5 separate regions of the Mus musculus genome follow, and regions 2, 3, 4 and 5 are each linked to region 1. Evidence: chromatin loops called from intact Hi-C (ENCODE). Cell type or tissue: heart. All regions are shown on one strand. Region 1 overlaps Tjp1 (tight junction protein 1). Region 2 has its middle 62 kb from the start of BC046251. Region 3 has its middle 2.5 kb from the start of Tarsl2. Region 4 has its middle 84 kb from the start of BC046251. Region 5 holds the start of Tjp1 (tight junction protein 1).

Region 1 (4,000 bases):
TTTCTACCTTGTTTTTCACTCGTTTATCTATCTAAGAGATAGATTTTCCCATACTTATGATGGTTTTCTTATAGGAAGGAAGAAGCCACAGAATGTGACCGCACAGTGTTTAGTTTAGTGTGTGGGCAGTAGTGTTGTCCAGAGGATTATGCCCACATTAGACTCATTGACATTTTAAGATATACAGTATTAGAGTTAGCATATTGCTTTTTATATTGCTTTTAATTTTATTTTGATGCAATTTAATGATGATATTTATTTTCTAAAAATCAGATTTTCATATACTAAAATTTGAGCAGATTTTAAAATTTCCCCCTCTACTACTTTCAGATGTCATTAAAAAAATCCCCCCCCACCTCTTGTTTTTTTCAGATTTTTTTTTTTGGCTATTATACAGCAGGTAGCATTTCTCCTGAAGAACCAAGTTTGTAGGTTTCACATGGAGGGAAAGCAAGTTTGAAGGTTTCTAAAACTTAGCTTTAGGGGATAGTATATTGGTTTATGCAGATTATGCCACAGCCCCACATGAAACTTGAGTTAAGGGATAGAAGCATTTCTGTCAGGTTTTGTGGTGTTGCCGTCTGTGCCGTCCTGTGAAGCGTGTCTTCTGATAGTCTCCGTCTGTTACTGCTTACTCAGTGGTGCCACTGGTCATTCCTGCCTTTTCTGACCTGAGCCACCAGAGCTGCTTCCCTTCCCCCCACACAAGCATCACTCTTCTCCTTAGTGAAGCAGTCAAGTAATGACACGTGTCCTTGGGCTGCATTAGACATGTATAAGGTAAGACAAGGCTGTCCCACAACGTCCTCTCCAGCTCCTCCTGGCCCAGTACTTACACTTCTGGGATACACGTGAGGTGTCTAACTGCAGACCTCCAGGCCTCTGCAGCAGCCTAGAGGGTCTCAGCCCCCCATGGCTGACTGGCTCCAGGCAGGGATAGCTTCCCTGTGTCTGGGTGCCACAAATGAGACGATATTTTTTTGTGTCACTGAGGAGGAAGGTGGGAAACTAAGCTTCAGACAAAGGACAGAAAGCATCCTTAAGCCTATAGCTTCTGGGATTTTTAGGAATATTAATGGGATTGAAGAACATTGAAGAAAAGATAAGCATGTCAAAACTCAGATTTAAAAAAAAAACACTTTGTTTATAGCAAACAAGAGTTTATTATAATTTTACTTTCCTGGCCTTAATAAAAGCAAACTCATCAGTATAATTTTTAAAATCTTCATCTCATGTTAGATGAGGTATTTATCACATTTGATACTTTTTCCTAGCGCATTGATTTTTCTGTTGTGACCTTTTTAAAAGTACCACATCATAATAATCAAATTATTTTGATTACTAAAGTTCTTGCCTCCTTAGTTTACCCTGGAGTAAGCGCCTCACTTGCCTTCTCTTAATCCTGGTTCTCTTGGGAAACGTTGTCTGACCTAGTATAGGGGTTTTACAGGGGTCAAGGGTCAGGGGTTAGGGAGTAGATGGCTACCTCCTTTAGTGATTTCCCCCCATTGTGATGGAAACATTTTTGCTTTTTACAATAAATGAATAGGGGCTTTCCTTGATGATGTGCTACTGACCTCTAGTGGGCAGAATCCATACTGCAAAACATGCCACACTGTACATACAGCATGGCTCCATAGCCAGGTACTATTCCAGTGTGACTGTAGTGCCCACTCTGAGAAATTATGATCTAACCAGTGGAAATGCTGTCTTGTTTTTGTCCTGTCTCCATGAATAGAAAGTGAACCACGAGATGCTGGGACTGACCATCGTAGCTCTGGCATCATTCGCCTTCATACAATAAAGCAAATCATAGATCAGGTAAGTTATTATAAGTGGACCTATCCTATAGAGCTTATGGTTTGATGAGGGGAGAGATTCCCAACACCATTGCTGATGTAGCCTGGGGTAATTAAGCCCTTACTGTATAGAAGCATTAATAACAGTTTCAAAAAGATATCTGTGATCACCATCAGCAGGACTTCATTGCTGTAGAAAGACTGATGTTGAGATGTATTTAACCCTGTGTTATAGCAGTGCATTTCCGAGCATGTGTCTGAAAGGAGATGTCAGTAACATTAAGTTGCTGCACTGACTTACAGAATGGACAGAGGTAGTGGTTGTTAGCTTACAAGTGTTATGGCTGAATCCTAAAAATAGCTATAAGCCAGGCAGTGGTGGCACATGCCTCTAATCCCAGGACTTGGGAGGCAGAGGGAGGTGGATTTCTGAGTTCAAGGCCAGCCTGGTCTACAGAGTGAGTTCCAGTACTGCACAGGGAAACCCTGTCTCGAAAAAACAAAACAAAACAAAAAAACTGAAAAAAAAATGTTTTTAAATTGAGCTAGAAATTCTGATTACAAATTTTTAATGAGTGCTCCTGAGACATAGCAGTCACCACGTTCAGCTAACATGGAAGTATAGCGGAGCCTGCAGCGTTTTTTAAGAAAATGAGTTTTTATGGTGCTTTGTATGTATTTTCCTTCCTGTCTCTAGGATAAACATGCTTTATTAGATGTAACGCCAAATGCGGTTGATCGTCTTAATTATGCGCAGTGGTATCCAATTGTTGTGTTCCTTAACCCTGACTCTAAGCAAGGTGTAAAAACAATGAGGATGAGGTTGTGTCCGGAGTCTCGGAAAAGCGCCAGGAAGCTATATGAACGCTCTCATAAGCTTCGTAAGAACAATCACCATCTCTTCACAAGTGAGTATAGGATTAAACGCTTTCTTTCAGCTTACAGTGTTCAGGCAATAATATAGAAGTGAAAGGTATGTTGTTCAAATGCTAAGCTTTTATGGTCTCTGCTTGGAGAGCTTACTGGTGATATAAAAGCAAAAATGTTTGATTGAAAGGAGAAGTGTAATGCCAAATAGAAATTTGAAATACTTGTACTATCTCCTCAGACTGATGGTGGACAGGGTTGGGTGTCCCTTGGGGCAATGTTCTAACCATTAAACTACGTTGTTCATTAATTTTCAGCTACAATTAACTTAAACTCAATGAATGATGGTTGGTACGGTGCCCTGAAAGAAGCGATTCAGCAGCAACAGAACCAGCTGGTGTGGGTCTCTGAGGGGAAGGTATGGCTTCCTACCACTTTTCACACTTGCTAAATTACATAACTAATTAAAAATGTCTTTGGTTACCTTTTTTTTTTTCTTCTTCTTATTAGGTAAGATTTTTAAGAAATTTTGGAAAAGCTTTTATAATGCTTTTTTTTTTTAATCATTTGTATATAAAGTTGAAAGCATAACATTTTCTCCTCAACTAAATTACTAGTCTACTGGGATTGTCGGTTAAAGAATTCTCAGATTACACTAAAAACCATTTTTGACTCTGTCCTTATGTGGCTGGGGAGAGATAACTTTGAACTTGCTTCAGGTTCCTCCCCAAGGTGAAGGGATTTCTGGCCTATAAAGACAAGTACTGTGGAGGGAACACCGCCCTCCAGTGGCCACCAGGAGTATAGCAGGAGCCACTAGCCACTGAAGCTCCACAAAACACTGAAAGGAAGCACTGTGCCCTCCTCGCAGTTCACCTTAGAAATTAATCCCCTCCACGTCCTCCAGTGGCACCTTGAACATCCTTAACAACCAACTGGAAAGCAGTAACCAAACTAGTGTGGATTTGGACAGTATTAAAGCAGCCGCTTTCTGGTGTCAGCTTGGTCTAGAGCAGTCTTTGATGGGAAAGATCTGTTTGTTGGAGAGAGAATTGTTTCCGTAAAGTACACTGTTGAAGGAATCTTTGTTTTTAGTGCCTTCTGCCTTCGTCAGATCCATGTGGTTGTTAGGAATATTGAGAGTTCCTCCCTCTGCGTTTTTGGCTTGTTTTTTAAGTTTTTATGTTGCCTTGTTTGTTTGAGTTTTGTGTTTTGCCCCTGCATGGACCCTCCCTCCCTCCCTCCCTCCCTCTGCCTGGCTGTTGTGCGGATGCTCCCGCAGTGCATGCTGCATGTTCAGTGAGTCCTATCCAGAAACATGTGGCCTCTGAAGG
Region 2 (4,000 bases), 200 kb before region 1:
ACCACCAAGGTGTGCCTGCCACTGCAGCACCCCTAGGGTTCTTGTGTTAATGCTGGTCACTGATGTAGTTCAAGGGCATCTTAGCTGGGTAGAACTGTTGGGTGCCTCCCTTGGCAGCTTGCGTGGTGCCCTCTGGTACTCTGATCGTCAGGGAGGGGCTTTCAGGTTAGTTCCAGCTCAGGGGTCTCTGAGCCCTGTCTGAAGGGCATTGTATCTTCAGCAATAGGGCCTATTACATGGCTTTTAAATAAGCAAATTATGGATATGGTTCTTTTCACAAATATAATGAATAGCCAGTTATTATTAATCTATTACATGAATGAAGTATTGGGGCGTCTCTAATCTGATAACTATAAACTACAAAGAAAGTTTACTACCTTTAAAAAACACTTTAATTACATCTATTTATTTGTGTGTGCGTGTGAGAGAGAGAGAGAGAGAGAGAGGGAGGGAGAGAGAGTGTGTGTGTGTGTTTTTGTGTGTGTGTGTGTGTGTGTGTGTGTGTGTGTGTGTGTGTGTGCGTGTTTAAGTCAGAGCATAGTTTTCAGGAGCCAGTTCTTCCGTCCCACCAGGGTCCCTGAGACTGAATTTGGTCTTTACTGGCTAAGCCATCTCTTCCGTCCATCACTACCTTAGTGATATGTCCTTGTAGGGGTTGGTGTCCTGTAAAAGCCGGCTGCCACACTGCCCTCAGTACCCCAAGCCTCCTGTTCCCACACCTTTGTTCAGAATCCCCTTTGCGGCAAACAGTCCTGCACTACCTCGTTAGCATTGCCTTGAGTCCGTTAAGGCTAGTAGTCACTCCTGGTTTATTTACTGTTTTATGTGCCCGAGCATATTGCCTGCATGTATGCATGGGCACTGTATGTGTGCATCGTAACTATGGAGTGGAAGTCACAGAAGGGTTTTGGATCCTCTGGAACTGAAGTTGTAGATGATTGTGAATCACCAAGTAGGTGCTGAGAACCAGACCCTGGCCCTCTGCAACCGTAGCAAATGCTCTTCACTGCGGAGACATCTCTTTAGCCCCTAAGTTAGTATCTTGTAGAATGAGTGATAATCTTTGTGAACAATTTTCTTCTTATGTAACTGCTTCATTTTTACCATCTTATTTGTTTATTTGGCCCAGTTCTTCATTGTTACTAAGATCTGTTACTGGAAACTTGAAAGGGGTGAGGCAGAGCGGCTTGAAAGTGGTTTGTACTATGTGGGGTGTGGTCAGAAGTAACTGTGAGCCAAGCTTCCAATTCGCACACATATTGAGTGAAGGCCAGAGGCTCCTGGACACATTTGGCCTCCAGGATGGGGAGCAGAAAGACATTCCAGCTGAGAGAAGGGCCTGGGAGAGGGAGAGGCGGTGCATGGTGGCAAGGAGGTCTGTTGCATCACTGTGTGTCTTAAAAGAGTGATATTTCAGTTTCTTGGGGGACTTACAGAACTTCGCTGGCTTATGTCAGAAGGTTCTAGGACTGGATTTGGACAGCAGCCAACAGCCAGCCAGGGGGTTGCGGCTTCAGGTGTGACATGATTGATAGGGCGAGATTGATGTTTACTTTTCCCTGGTGGCCTCATCCAGGAGATTGCACACACAAGGAACTACGAGGAAATGATAAACAATTTACTGGGTTGGTAATAACGTTTGGGCAGGAGCCAGCTAGTCCCCAAATGAGGGCCTTCTCTAGGAAGCCGACTGCAGTACCCTTCATGGCCAGCAGGGGGAGCATGCATGCTTCCCTCCTGGCGGCTAAGATAATGGAGCCTCCAGTATAGCCCACACCTAGGTCAGTTAATACAGCCATTAACTGGGAGCCGGATTCCAGGAGCCAAGAAAAGGGCTACATTGGAAACAGAGAGTCAAACTCGAGGGCCCTAGGGTCTTGCCTTGTGGGCACATAGGCTATGCCCAAGAGGAAAATGTGGTCCCATAAGAAAATGAGAGGAACATGAAGAGAGAGACCTCCCCTCCCCTCTCACTACACTCAGCTTTCTCACTCTGAAGTCCAGGCTGGCTTAGAACTCACTACACAGAGAAATCCCCCTGTCTCAGTCTTCCATGCTGGAGTTATAGGTGTGAACCACCAAACCCCACTGGAACCTGAGATTTTGAAGGATTTAAACCGTTGTCCTGAGTCACACGGCTACTCCAGAAGATGTCAAGGATCTGACCCTAGTGCCATTCTGTCCTCCAGTTACTCCTGTCTGTAATTACAGCAGAGTCCAGCTGCCCTGCTTTAGTTGATCTGATGTGTGTAGTACTCCTACTGAGACAACACTCATCATTTTATAACTAATGAAATTTAGGGTTTGGGAAAGAACAGCTTTCTTGTAAGTTAGTCGTTAATTTCTCCTTAATTTAAGAGAAGTTATGTAAGGTGCTTAGACCCATGCTTCCCTGTCAACAAAAAGAGCTCCTTTGAGTGTTTCTGGAACTGTCCTCGAGAGTCTGAACTACTCGGTTGAGCTTCATAATACTAGGGTCAGAGAAAGGAGGGACACCTCGGGGAGAGAGGAAGGAGGGAGGAATGAGGGAGGAGGGAGGCAAAAGGCCTGTGCATTGGGGAAGGAGAGATTGATTTTAGATTGAGTTTATTTCATGTCAAATGAAACTGTGTTTGTTAGTTAGTTAGTTAGTTTGTTTGTTTGTTTGGACTTACATGGGTCTTGTCTTAGGGTTTCATTGCTATGAAGAGACACCATGACCACAGCAACTCTTGTATAGGAAAACATTTAATTAGGGCTGGCTTACAGTTTCAGAGGTTTAGCCCATTGTTGTCATGGTGGGAAGCATGGCGGCATGCAGGCAGACACAGTGCTGGAGAAGGAGCTGAGAGCTCTACCTCTTATTTTTTTTGGTTTTTGGTTTTTCGAGACAGGGTTTTTTTGTATAGCCCTGGCTGTCCAGGAGGTCACTTTGTAGACTAGGCTGGCCTCAAACTCAGAAATCCACCTGCCTCTGCCTCCCGAGTGCTGGGATTAAAGGCGTGCACCACCACGACCGGCTTTAATTTATTTCTTTATGATAAAAATATTCAGTATCCTTTCTTCTAGCTGTTTTGAAATATAAAATGCATCATTTTCTTTGGTAGGACTTCTTAAATGTTTTCCACTTCTAAATCTTTTTTACCAAGATAATTTTAAGTGACCTCAGCTATATAGGCATATAAAATAGGTATTCATATAACATTTCAATAATAACAAATTATTAAAAACTTATTTTAAAACATTCTTTAGTATACATATAATTTTGTTATTCATTAGATTGAAGCCGGTTTGCATAGGGAGAGGGATATGCTTGTTTAATATAAAAAAGAATTCAGTCTTTGCGGAAAGTTTGTGCTGCTTGGCACAGCGCCTTCACCATGTCTCAGAGCTGGGCAGCATCTTGATTTGATAATCAGTCATCAATCCTGAGAGTGCTACTTTTCATAAGTATAAAACGATACAGGTATGTTTAAGGCCACTTCAGAAATTGTTGCAAACGTTATCATAATCCCAATTCAAAATTCATTTAACAGGTTTTTTCTCTGAAACTCAAATCAGCAATTCAAAGGGCAGTTTTTGTTTATGTAGGCATGTATGTGTTAATTTATTTTTGAGACAGGGCTTCTCTACATACTCCTGGTTGTCCTGGAACGCACTATCTAGACCAGGCTGGCCTAGAACTCATAGAGATCTGCCTGCCTCTGCTTCCCAAGTGCTGAGACTGAAGGCATGCACCACCACACTGGGCCATAGAGCAATTTTTAAAACCAAACATTCTAACCCAGCAAAATTCAGAGATATGCTAATTTGATACTTATACATTAAAGACTGACGGCAGGAAAATATTGTTTGTTTTCTGCATAGAAACATACATCGTGTTTCTATAAGAGCAGAAACCCTATCTTCAGTTAAAAAAAAAAAAATGCAGTGAATCCTGTGTGGCCGTCTTGAATCTGAGCTGGTATCGCAGGCAGCAGCACTCACCGGTGTTCCCTGGCATCCTGGCACAAGCTATCAA
Region 3 (4,000 bases), 320 kb before region 1:
CATCTTTAGCGTTTGGAGGCATGTCCAGGTGCTACTGGAAGTGTGTTCAGTCTAATGAAACTGGAGTTTGAGATATTGAAGCCCAGAGGAGGTGCGTCTCTTGACCAGATTGTCCAAACCGTTAGCAAAGCCTGATGGATTTCTTTCATTCCCCTCTTAAATTCTTGCAGTCACCACACTGTGCAAACAGGTTCTGAAAAGCGGCCATTGAAAATAGACCTTCATGCCAAGGCTGTGCAAATACAGTGGCACTTGGCAAGGACACACAGAAGAGCACTACAAAAACTTCAGCCTGGCCAGCACAACATTGTTCACTATTTGAGTCTAGAGCAAATGCTGTTTATAACTGTCTTAAGATTATTTTAAGTAGAAACATTTGTGCTATCGGACTTTGGAAACAGTGGTCCGCAAAGAATTAAGCTCTCATCCTGGAGCAGGAAAGGGCTGAAGCCCTGCTGCCCCCTGGGGGAGGAGTTGCCCTAGGAATTGCTGGACAGACTGGAACTAAGCCGATGATGGAGCCACACCTCCACCACTGGCCTCTACTTAAACTTAAACCTCATATTAGCACCCCAATGACGGGCTTGGGGTAGGTGGCTGAACCCCTGTAGCTGTTCATCTTCCCACTGTAACCACAATGAATAAATCTCCTTTCTCTGCTTTTTATTGTTAACTGTCATTTTAATTGGCATGTTTCAGAGGGTTAGCTGAGCTTATGTCGTTGAAACTTCCAGAAGCCAGGCTTTGACTCTAAAGACTCCAGTAATAAGTTCACACATGACTTTGTTTCTCTTATAACCATGAGCAAGAAGCTTCCTGTGGCAAGAACAAAAGTTGGCTTTTACTGTTCTTAAGTTCCTAGAATGTGCCAAGACATGAACGAAGCGATTTGGAAATAGTCACTTCTTAAATCTTCATTAAAAGAGATGATACCATTATACCCATGTATAATGCAGAAACTAAGGCACAGAGGGTAGCATTTAGTCAAACATGTCTCATGATGTAATCTAGGTAATGGAGGCAATAAGAGTTCCAAAATAGGGTTTATCTTGGGGTGGGATAGTTCAAGGGTGAGAAATTACTCTGAGAAATGGAGTCTGGGTAATGTGAGCAAGGTGGACAGACAGGTGGATAAATGTAACTCTGGGGAATAGGTGGAAGGAGCTGAGGAGTTAATCAGATTCACAGATCACTCCCAGCAAGAGATGCCATTGTCTTCCATGTGGAAATTGAAGACCTCTTCTGTGGGAAGAAGAGGCACAGCTGGGTGCAGTGGTGTACATCTGTACAGCACTCCTGGAGGTGGAAGCAGTGGTAGTGGTGGATGGGGGTAGCCATCAGCTTAAAGCTAGTCTGGGCTACATAGCAAGATAAAAAAAAAACTAGAAAGAAAGCAGAAGGGAAGAAGAAAGGGGAAGAGAGAAACAGAGAGGCTAGGATAGCTCAGTGGTGAAGTGCTTACCTTACAAGCATGAGGACCAGAAAGTGATATCCAGCACTGATGGATAGACACAGGTGTATCCCTGGGGGCTTGCTGGCCAGCCAGCTTATCCTAAACGAAGAGTCCAGGTTTTAGTGAAAGGCTTTATTACAAGGTAGTGGGTTCCTGGGGAATAATACTCCAGGCTGTCCTTTGACCTCCCCATGCAAATGCACACATAGGAAGATGCATCTGCACACTCACAGGCAGGCACAACACACATCTGCACACATGCACACACACGTACACACACTTGCACACATACATGCATACACACATGCACACACAACACATATCTGCACACATGCACACACATGCACACACACATGAACACACACATACACATGTACATACACATGCACACACAACACACATCTGCACACATGCACACACACCATAGTGCCACAAGAGGGAGCAGAGGTACAGAATTTTAAATGAGAAGAATAAAATACTACAAACGTTAGGAGCGCATGAATCTGAGAACATATAAGAACTAACATTTACAATGATAAAAACAAAAGAATGAAAGCTATCGATTAAAAACTCTAGAAAAGGGCCGGCAAGATAAACCAATGACAATATCAAAGAAAACTGCATGTAGTTTTCCCCCAATATCCACAGGTAATTGGTTAATGGGAAAGAGTTATTTCCCAAAGATATCCCATAAGTGCTTCAGTCCTTTACATAACATGTCCAAATTCTTGCATTTAACTTGGCTGCACCATCCTGTCTTCCTTACATCATCTCTAATGATGTACAGTGTAGATGCTGTGTCCACTGTAATGATGTGTAGGAAGGAGTGGGAAGAGAAGACTACATGCTGTATAGCTGTGATTCTTCCTAAATACTTTCAGTCTATGGTCCATTGAACCTACAGAAACAGAATGAATAGAAATGGAGGGTCTACTGTATACATGGCTCTTGCTGGGAATTTATTCTGTAGATATATTTCTTTCTCTTTTTTTCTTTCTTTTCTTTTTTTTCTTTCTTTTTTTTTTTTTTTTGTTTTAGAGCTTTATTGTAGAAAGGCAGAGAGAAAGAGAGAAGGTAGAAGGAGAGAGGCTGGCCATGGCCACGTGGAGAGAGAGGAAAGGGAGGGAGAGGAGAGCTAGAGATGAGAATGAGAAGAGCTTAAGAGCTGTAGATATATTTCTAAGAACACTAAACTGCATTGGTACAAAAATTTAACTCAATGATGTGTGTGTGTGTGTGTGTGTGTAAAATTACATAGATGCTGGTTTCATCAATTTAATACAATGACCCAATGGAAGATCATGTAGCAGTTTAAAAGCCATCAGGGAGATCTTTGTAAATTTATATGGAGGCAGCCAGGCGGTGGTGGCGCATGCCTTTAATCCTAGCACTCGGGAGGCAGAGGCAGGCGGATTTCTGAGTTTGATGCCAGCCTGGTCTACAAAGTGAGTTCCAGGACAGCCAGGGCTACACAGAGAAACCCTGTCTCAAAAGAACAAAAACAAAAACAAACAAAAAAATGTATATGGAGGCATTTCCTGGAGGTACTGTTAACGTGAAAAAGAGCTAAGTTCAAAGGAGCTTAAGTGACATGTTACATAACCTGTCTACATCTACTTATCAGCCCAGAGAGAAACTGAGGTGTAGACCAGCAAACAATGAAATGAGCTATCTACAAAGGACCAGGAAGGAAGAAACCAGTGGAAGACACCCAGAGAATCACCCTGCTCTGGCTACATCCTTTTGCTGTGTTGACTTTTGAAGGCCTATAAACAAATAACATGTATTTACAACTGATAAAGCACTAGACACATTTGAGAGAAAATTGAAGCAAACATAAATTCCAATGATCATCCAAACAGAAGACAGTAGAGAGGGAGAAAGGACGAGTGATTTCACACAGTCTTGGCCGAGGGAAGGTAAAAAACTGTGAAGAAATACTGATGTCATTTCAGGAACTCAAATGGAAAGAGACTGGGTATATACTGACTCAGGATCCCGAATTCTCCCTGTAGAAGAGAGATATTATGGAGGAAGACCAGTGAAGAAGTAGATACAAAGTGGCAGTTAGGACTCTGACAAAGAGGACTTGCCCCCTCCCACCTCTCCACAGTGATGAAGAGCTATGTCAAGGTCGGAGCATGTGAACCCAAGATAAGACAGGAGAAGCCTGTCTTCTTGTGGAGACCAGGGTAGGGCTCCTCACTAACACGACAACGATATGTCATGGGGAGGCAAGAACCAGCTCAAAGGACTTTGACTAACTAAGCTGGGGCCATTTGTACGTAAAAGTAATTAAGTACCATAATGAATTATAAGCCACTGAAAATATAATTATTCACACATTCATACAAATAATTCTTTGAAACTGAAAAAGAAGCAGAGCTTAGCTCACAAACCAATGTCAAGGGCTAAATGGGGAATCAGCAAGCAGAGCACTTAACCTCATATAATAAAAAGACAAACAAGCATTTGTAATTAAAAATACTAATATCATAAAAGACTAAACCCATAGAAGTGTTCCAAACTAAAGAGAACTGTTGCCAT
Region 4 (4,000 bases), 180 kb before region 1:
CTCAGCAGCCAGCAGAACAGAGAAGGCAGAGTTGCTGTGGCTGGAAGAGAAGATGGGGCGGAGAAGGCTGCCTGCATCTGCCAATCATCACCCAGCCTGGAACATCTTTGAGGTGTTGGGAACTGAACCCAAGGCCTTGCACAGGCTAAGCAAATCCTGTCACACTGAGCTATTCCTAACCTTCATCTTTTTTTTTTCAACATTCCTGTGGTTGCTTTAATGAAATTGGCCCCTATAGGTTTCCGTGTTTGAATACTAGGTCCTCAGTGAAACTGTTTGGGAAGGATTAGGAGGTGTGGCCTTGTTGGAGGAGGTGTGTCACTGGGGGTGGGCTCTGAGTAATCAAAAGCCCATGCTCTCTGTCTCCCACTTGTGGATAAGGATGTAAGCTCTCAGCTACTGCTCCAGTGTCATACCTGCCTGCTTCCTGCCATGCTCCCCGCCATGATGCTCAGAACCCTTTTCAACTGTGAGCCCAAATTAAACATTTGTTTCTATAAGTTGCCTGTATGTGTTTTATCACAGCAATGGAAAAGAGACATAGACAATTTCTCTAGCTCAAACTCACCATCCTCCTGCCTCAGCTTCCTATGTACTTATAGGATTACAAAAGTCCAAGCATCGCCTTGCTTAGACTTTAAAGCATGCTGTTTTGTTTTTGTTGTTTGTTTTGAGGGGGCAGAAATACCTCATGTTATGCAGCTGACCCTTCATGAAATCTGACCGCCTGCTGGGAGAGGAGTAAGGTTGGCGAGGAAGGGTCATGTGCTGTGGAACCTCAGCTCTTTTTTATAAGCTTAGAGATAAGCTAACAGAGTCATTTTCTTTCTTCTGGCAAGACGAGAGTGCAATGTCAAGTCACCCTCGTTACACCCTCACGGGTGATCCAGAGAAGACTTATTCTTCAGAGCCTTCCCTGGGGGCTGCTCGAGGGCTCAGTATTCTGGGCGTCCCCTGACTGTTTGCGGTGATGCCCCAGCTTTAGAGTCACCAGCAGGCCTGGGCAGCAGTTGTGTTTCCAAAGACTGACATTCGAATATGCAGCATGTGGGTCTTCAGGCTACTCTAACAAAATGTGCGTGCTGGGTAAGAGTTCTACCGCTGATCTCCATCTCCAGAAGGCTCATGGGCATCTCACTGTATCCTCAAGTGGTGGAAGAGGCAAGCAAACTGCCTTCAGCCTGTTCATCGGGGTGCTGATCCTATCCATGAGGCCTCCACTCTCCTGACCTGGCCACCTCCAGAGGCCCCACCTCCTGATGCCACCCTCCTCTGTCACCTTAGGGGTAGGATTTGAACATATGAAGAGCACGGGGCAGACGTCAGCCACAGCACTTAGGTAGCCAGAACGTCACTTTTCCTGCCTTCAGATGTGACTGACTAGCACCGCATCTGCTTTCAGCTGCAGCGTGCTGAGGGCTGGTTCCGGGGCCTTGTGAGTACTCAGTACAAACTTTGGAAATGGCAGGGACAGTGTAGTGTGTGTAGACTCTCTGGGGTTGGGTGAGAGTGTGTCTTGAATTAGAACCAGAGTTTGCAAACATTCCAGAGGAGACAAGTCTCACCCCAAAAACAGGTGGGGAGGGGGCGCCAGACTACAGAGTGGGTTCAATGCAGAGAGAACAACAAAGACCCCCAAGTTCCCAGATGCCTTTTGGGCTGTCAGTACCAAGAGCAGTCGTATTTGACATTTAATATTGGCTAATGCCTCTTGTGCATCAAAGCAGCACACGCACAATACAGTCCGTGGACTGGACACCATGTGAATTGGCCCTCGCCATGGGCTAAGAACTTGACTACTGCACTGCAGCCCTGTGGAGAGCCTTGCTTAAGGGATTGTGGGGGCAAGCTGGCATGTCTACACTCCAGCAGATACCCAGGTTGTGTGTTCACATCGTCCAGGACACGGAGCCTGGGGAGGATGCTTCTGCCATGTAACCTATTTCTCAGCCCTTCAGCAGGCCTCTGATGTTGTCATTGTAGATGTGGGCCCCAAGGGCAGGCTGGCCGGCTGTCGTGGCCTCTCAGCCAGCCACAGGGGGGCAGTACTCTCTAGCCTGTGTGGTTCGGCTGCCTGCTGAAACAGTCTGGTCTAAGACACTATTTTGTTGCGGCTATCTCTCATCCATCACAACTCTACATGAATTCATGACATGTGGGCTTTAGTGTAGATGTAAAAAGTAGTGAACCTTGGCCCACTTGAGTTGCTGACAGCAGTGGGCAAGTGGGGATTTAAGGGACCGTGACCCTGTGCTTGTCTGAAGGTGGATAATATACCATGTACTATGGTAAACTGGGGCAGTGATGGACCACCAGTGACCCTGTTGAAGGTGGGAATCACTGCAATACATCTTTGAAGCCTTCTTTGCTACCAGTAATAATCAGGCTTTACTTTATTTAAGTTCATGAACATTTATTATTTCTTCTGGAGGGGAAAATACATACATACGTACATATATAAGTACATACACATGCACACATACATACATACATGTATTCCTGACTTTCGAACTATTTTATTTTATTTTATTTTATTTTATTTTTGATCTTTCAAAAATCGTATTCATGGATGGTGGACTCAGGTGCTTCTGGGTAAAGACAGCTGAGTAGATGACAATCTGCAGAAAGGGGAACAGAGAATGCCGCAGGCAGGAGTGAGTTAGAGGGAGCTGGGGGGGGGGTGGTGACTTCTCTAAGTGGATTTCTGCTTGGAAAGAGAGAGTGGAGATTCTGAAGAGTAAGATTCCTGCTGAGGGATCAAGGGGGGGGGGGGACACCTGGGGACCGACAGGCATGGTTGTGGAGCAGATGGGATGACCCTGTCCTGCCCTTCACCTGGGTCAGCAGTGGGGTGTGAAGGGGATGGGATGACGCCAGCAGTGGAATGCTGGCTTGACAGGTTTCAAAGAGAAGTGCAATAAAAGACAGGAGAGCTGTGATTCTAAGTGAGGGCACATCTCATCCCAGGTGATTCAGAAGGGACCACGGCTGCTGGCTCTGTGTAAAAGATGAGAGCAGCCTAGAAGTCCAGTGAGCAGATGGGAGTGGGGTCAAGGCTACAGCCACGGTTTTTGCAGTTGTTTGAAGTGGCAATTTTGTAGCCACAGTAGGCATCTGTTTACCTTGCTGTCTTTGCTCTGGTTTTCTTTTTTTTTTGTTTTTTTTTTTTTGGTTTTTTTTTCCATTTTTTATTAGGTATTTAGCTCATTTACATTTCCAATGCTATACCAAAAGTCCCCCATACCCACCCACCCCCAATCCCCTACCCACCCACTCCCCCTTTTTGGCCCTGGCGTTCCCCTGTACTGGGGCATATAAAGTTTGCGTGTCCAATGGGCCTCTCTTTCCAGTGATGGCAGACTAGGCCATCTTTTGATACATATGTAGCTAGAGTCAAGAGCTCCTTCATAATGTTGTTCCGCCTATAGGGTTGCAGATCCGTTTAGCTCTTTGGCTACTTTCTCTAGCTCCTCCATTGGGAGCCCTGTGATCCATCCATTAGCTGACTGTGAGCATCCACTTCTGTGTTTGCTAGGCCCCGGCATAGTCTCACAAGAGACAGCTACATCTGGGTCCTTTCGATAAAATCTTGCTAGTGTATGCAATGGTGTCAGCGTTTGGATGCTGATTATGGGGTGGATCCCTGGATATGGAAGTCTCTACATGGACCATCCTTTCATCTCAGCTCCAAACTTTGTCTCTGTAACTCCTTCCAAGGGTGTTTTGTTCCCACTTCTAAGGAGGGGCATAGTGTCCACACTTCAGTCTTCATTTTTCTTGAGTTTCATGTGTTTAGGAAATTGTATCTTATATCTTGGGTATCCTAGGTTTTGGGCTAATATCCACTTATCAGTGAGTACATATTGTGTGAGTTCCTTTGTGAATGTGTTACCTCACTCAGGATGATGCCCTCCAGGTCCATCCATTTGGCTAGGAATTTCATAAATTCATTCTTTTTAATAGCTGAGTAGTACTCCATTGTGTAGATGTACCACATTTT
Region 5 (4,000 bases), 52 kb before region 1:
GAGGAGATAAGATTCCTCCAAAAGTGTTTTTCTTTAAAAATGATTTTTTAAAATTATTTTTGTTAGGATACAAATTAATAGGTTTCATGATGGCACCCGCACCTTCATTTCTGTAAATGATGGGACCCTTCCCTTGCTATTTGGAAAAGATATACAAATATAGTTTGGTTTAGATATTAAGAATATCTATTCACAAAAAAAAAAAAAAAAAAAAAAAAAGAATCCGGGCGTGGTGGTGCACGCCTTTAATCCCAGCACTCAGGAGGCAGAGGCAGGCGGATTTCTGAGTTCGAGGCCAGCCTGGTCTACAGAGTGAGTTGCAGGACAGCCAGGGCTACACAGAGAAACCCTGTTTCAGAAAAAAAAAAAATCTATTCAACTTACCTAGTGCAGCTTATAGTTCATGTTAGATAATTTAATTTGGTTACTCAAAATACCACTGGAAAAATTTTAAGAATGGTTACATTATTTGGAAATTTTTAATTGACACACTTTTTAAAGCAAAGTGTTCTGAAAGTGAAATGGTTTTCCTTGATTTCATTTTTTTTTTAAAGCCATGGCAAGATAAGACCAATCAGGTAAATTAGATGTAGACACGATGTAGTGATCTAATATTTAGCTTACATAATAGACTTGATAAACTGATTGACCAAAGAGAAAAGGGAAGGAGTAGGCGCATCAAACTGCTAGGCAGGTTTGCAGAGTGCATCTCTTATTAAATGGTAATGCCCTCCCTGGTATGAAAGTCCTTCAGGAACCGCTTTCTCAGCCACAGCACACCCAAGTCTTTTATAATGCTGTTTTCTCATAGGATAAATTTAATCACCCCCTTTGAGAGAACACAGGACACTTTGCCTGTGAAATAACTACACACACCACAACTAAAACAAAACAAAACAAAAAACAAAACTGACTTTAACTGTTTTCCTACATGCCGAGAAACAGGGTTTGGTTTGCACGATGCTCTTTTCTGGTTCAGCTGGCTTAGAGTTACAAAATACTTGACTTTGAAACCTTAATTGATGTTTACATTTCATGTATGGATATTTCCAAGTTAGAATTAGGTTTAAATTGGTCATATAGTTGAATTCTCAAAAGACAACAATAGTCTAAAAGCCGATGCTTCTGTCTCCCTCTTCCTTGTATGGCTACTGTAGCACTATGCTAGGTACTTTAGGATGTTATCTAATGTTACTAAATTTTTCTAATATTCCTTAAGAGCTTTGCAGTATACAGAATGTAAATTAATGAAGCTCGAAATAGTTTTCTACCTAATTTTTTTTTTTTTTTTTTTTTGGTTCAGCAAGACAGTTGGCCTAAGTTTGCACAGTGGCCTATTGAACTTGTTGAATTCCGCGTGTCCTTACATCCTTTTCTGGTTTAGAAAGGCAGGCAGCCTGCTCTGTCTCTTCAGGGGCCAAGAATTTCAGCAATCTTGATAGCCTAAAATATTCTATTGAGATCCCTGTCTAGCGAGGCGGGAGAAGGGGGCTGGGATTATCTCAGTGTCCAGATTTGTACCTGGTTTATTTAAGGCAGTCGGTTTGTCCTGAGCCTTCTAGAACGCTTCTGTTGTGCTTTAAACAAAAACATATCTCCAATGGGGTAACAGTGCCGAGACACATGGTGACAGTTGTGACCATTGTTACTTGCGAGGCTAAAGAAACCACAGTTGGGTATTGGCCAGGCCGACCTTAATTGTCACACTCCTGCGTGGGGCCCATCTGGGGTTGCTGGTTGAGGAGAAAGTAGACAAGTCTGTGTAGGGAGTCAAAAAGCTTTAGTACACAGGAGTTTGGGGTTCTCGGGGGTGGGGGTGAATCGAATTCTGCCGGATCTGTGATAAAAACAAACAGGATGGATCGCGCGGCAGCGGAAACCGCCTAGCAAGTAACTTGGGTAGCCGAGCTTTTCCTTCCGCGCGGGGGTCGGACCCGGCCTGGCCCCGCCCCTCGCGGAGGCCCCGCCCCCGCCGGCTGGGCATGCTCAGTGGCCCGGTCCGGCAGGTTTTGCGTGGCCGCCTGAGTTGCCCGCGACGGCTCTGCCCGCCGACGGCACGTCTCTCGGCGGCCGCGCGTTCCGGGGAAGTTACGTGCGGGAGCAGGCTTTGGAGGAGACGCCCGAGGGTGTAGGGGACAGCCGGAGGCCCGGGTACTGCGGAGCGGCGAGCCGGCGGAGGGCGGCGGAGGCCGAGCAGGCGGCCGGGTGTGCCCCGCGGAGAAGCCCGGGCGGGGCGGACGCTTCCCGGACTTTTGTCCCACTTGAATCCCCTCCCCGTGGGCCGGGCCTTTCCGGCCTCCCCCGCCCCTGCCCCGCTCGTCCCCGGGAGATGTTTATGCGGACGGTGGCGTGAGGAGCGGGCGGGCCGGCGGCGCGGAGTTTCGGGTCCGAGGAGCTTCGCGCGGCGCGGAGAGAGACAAGATGTCCGCCAGGGCCGCGGCCGCTAAGGTGAGAACCTCTCGGCCAGCCGGGCGGCGGGCTGGGCGGCGGGGGGCGGCGGGGGAGCCTCGCCCCGCCCTCCCCGCGGCGGCAGCCGGGGGCGACCGCGGCGGGGCGGTGAGGGAAGGCGGGAGGGCGGGCTGGGGGTGCGCCTGCCGCCCGGGCAGGTGCACGGCTGCCGGTGCCTGGCTCCGGCTCGCGCTGGGAGGCGACGTGCAACAGGTCCCGCGCCTGGAAAGTCGCCCCGGGTGAGGATTCTCAGGTCCCGGGAGCGTGTCTGCGGAGACCCGGGGGTGTCAGCTGCAGCAGGAGGGTGGGTGGGTAGCCGCGGGGCTGGCTCTGGAGGAGTGGTTGGTACCCGACGAAACCCTATAGTTTCGATCTGATGTCACCCGCTGCGGTATGCGCAATGGCAGCGATAAAGCTTGGAGACAGCAAAACACTCAGCTCTAGAGTAGCTATGGTTTATTTTGAGGTTTATTATTTATGTGAGGCCACAGAAGGAGGAAAGTTTTTAAGCACTTTAATTTCAACTTTCAGAAGTAGCACAAAGTGTCCCTACACATGGACAGTAAGATGGGTGCAAACCAAAAGAGCCCGGTGAATTCTGCACAAAACAACTTGCCTATTTTCCTGTGTGCTTTGAAGTGTGCTTCTTGACAGTGTGTTATATTATTATTACATTAGGCTAAAATTCTTAAAGATGAAGTAGAATCCTTCTTTTGTACGTTTTAATTAAAAAAAAATCCTAAAGTGCTTGCTTTTTCAATGACAGACATACAGTGTGAGAAAAATCAATCCGTTATTCAAACAGCTTAAACAGGTGGTGATTTTATGTAGTTTTCTATTTGAAATACTTAATCATAACCTTTGAGAATAGATGGAAATTTCTGAATTCTTGACAGGACCTTGTTTCTTTGGCAGATACAAGGTTTAGTATAGATTGTTTTAAGGAATAGAGTATTGCTCCTGTAGGAGTAATTTAGTTTGTATCTTTTTTTTTGAGCAAACATTGATAAGAGATCTAAAAGAAAGACTGGGTCCAAAAACTAGAATCAGTGCAACATTTGTTACTTTTAAAATATAAGTGATGATATTTGCATTTGCTGGGACTTCCTTTCCTGGGATGAAAGGCTTTGTTGCCATATTACACAGAATGTCAGTTTGTTTCAGAGTGTGAGCTCTGGTACTTGTTAGTCAAGACAACACACTTGGAAAGTGTTATTCCAAGAGAAGTGTTTCCAATAGCTTGCTGTGGCAAGGTGATTTAGAAGGTGTGCTTTTACACATAAATTATGGTATTGAGATCTTATGGCACATAGGGGCACCTCTGTAGTTAAATATTTGCGTCCTTAGCTGGGAACTGAAGGGTTATTTTCTTGGATGCAGTCTTACATAAAGCCAGGCCCTCCCTCAATGAGCTAGTGAATGCAGTGTTAACCAGTTGCCTCCTTCCCTAAGTCACATTTATTGTTCTCAGGGAACCCAAAATGCTTAAGCTCCAGCTCCATGGTTGTTTTACATAGGGTGCTTTTGTTTCTCCTACCCCTGTGAAGACATA

What was found. Peaks named below come from ENCODE experiments on the same cell type or tissue, not always from the same donor. Only the 100,000 strongest peaks of a DNase experiment are listed, where the experiment ranks them.
Region 2: it touches region 1 in a loop (8-fold over the local background); 24 of 42 quality-filtered maps call a loop at or near these places.
Region 3: it touches region 1 in a loop (4-fold over the local background); 24 of 42 quality-filtered maps call a loop at or near these places.
Region 4: a loop joins it to region 1, with 6 times the contacts of the local background. A loop is called at or near these places in 22 of 42 quality-filtered maps.
Region 5: a loop joins it to region 1, with 3 times the contacts of the local background. A loop is called at or near these places in 7 of 42 quality-filtered maps.

Annotation. Positions count from the first base shown.
Region 1 is chr7:65,317,071-65,321,070 of GRCm38, reverse strand. It overlaps Tjp1 (tight junction protein 1), which reads left to right. Exons shown (of 27, transcript NM_001163574.1): 16 at 1,739-1,821; 17 at 2,497-2,707; 18 at 2,984-3,084. Among named protein-coding and RNA genes, the nearest start is that of Tjp1, 52 kb to the left of the region's middle. In heart, a CTCF peak has its summit at 1,588 (motif pointing left); no DNase peak of the experiment used is centred here.
Region 2 is chr7:65,517,687-65,521,686 of GRCm38, reverse strand. It overlaps a transcript of Tjp1 not described here. Among named protein-coding and RNA genes, the nearest start is that of BC046251, 62 kb to the left of the region's middle. In heart, no CTCF peak of the experiment used is centred here; a DNase peak (open chromatin) is centred at 1,696; H3K27ac peaks cover 229 bases; H3K27me3 peaks cover 200 bases.
Region 3 is chr7:65,640,434-65,644,433 of GRCm38, reverse strand. No RefSeq gene overlaps it. Among named protein-coding and RNA genes, the nearest start is that of Tarsl2, 2.5 kb to the left of the region's middle. In heart, a CTCF peak has its summit at 1,888 (motif pointing right); no DNase peak of the experiment used is centred here; H3K4me3 peaks cover 91 bases; H3K27ac peaks cover 326 bases; H3K27me3 peaks cover 889 bases.
Region 4 is chr7:65,496,190-65,500,189 of GRCm38, reverse strand. It overlaps a transcript of Tjp1 not described here. Among named protein-coding and RNA genes, the nearest start is that of BC046251, 84 kb to the left of the region's middle. In heart, a CTCF peak has its summit at 2,028 (motif pointing right); a DNase peak (open chromatin) is centred at 2,019; H3K27ac peaks cover 271 bases.
Region 5 is chr7:65,369,258-65,373,257 of GRCm38, reverse strand. Tjp1 (tight junction protein 1) reads left to right here and starts at 2,014. Exons shown (of 27, transcript NM_001163574.1): 1 at 2,014-2,448. The coding sequence starts at 2,422. In heart, no CTCF peak of the experiment used is centred here; DNase peaks (open chromatin) are centred at 1,967 and 2,247; H3K4me3 peaks cover 2,677 bases; H3K27ac peaks cover 2,730 bases.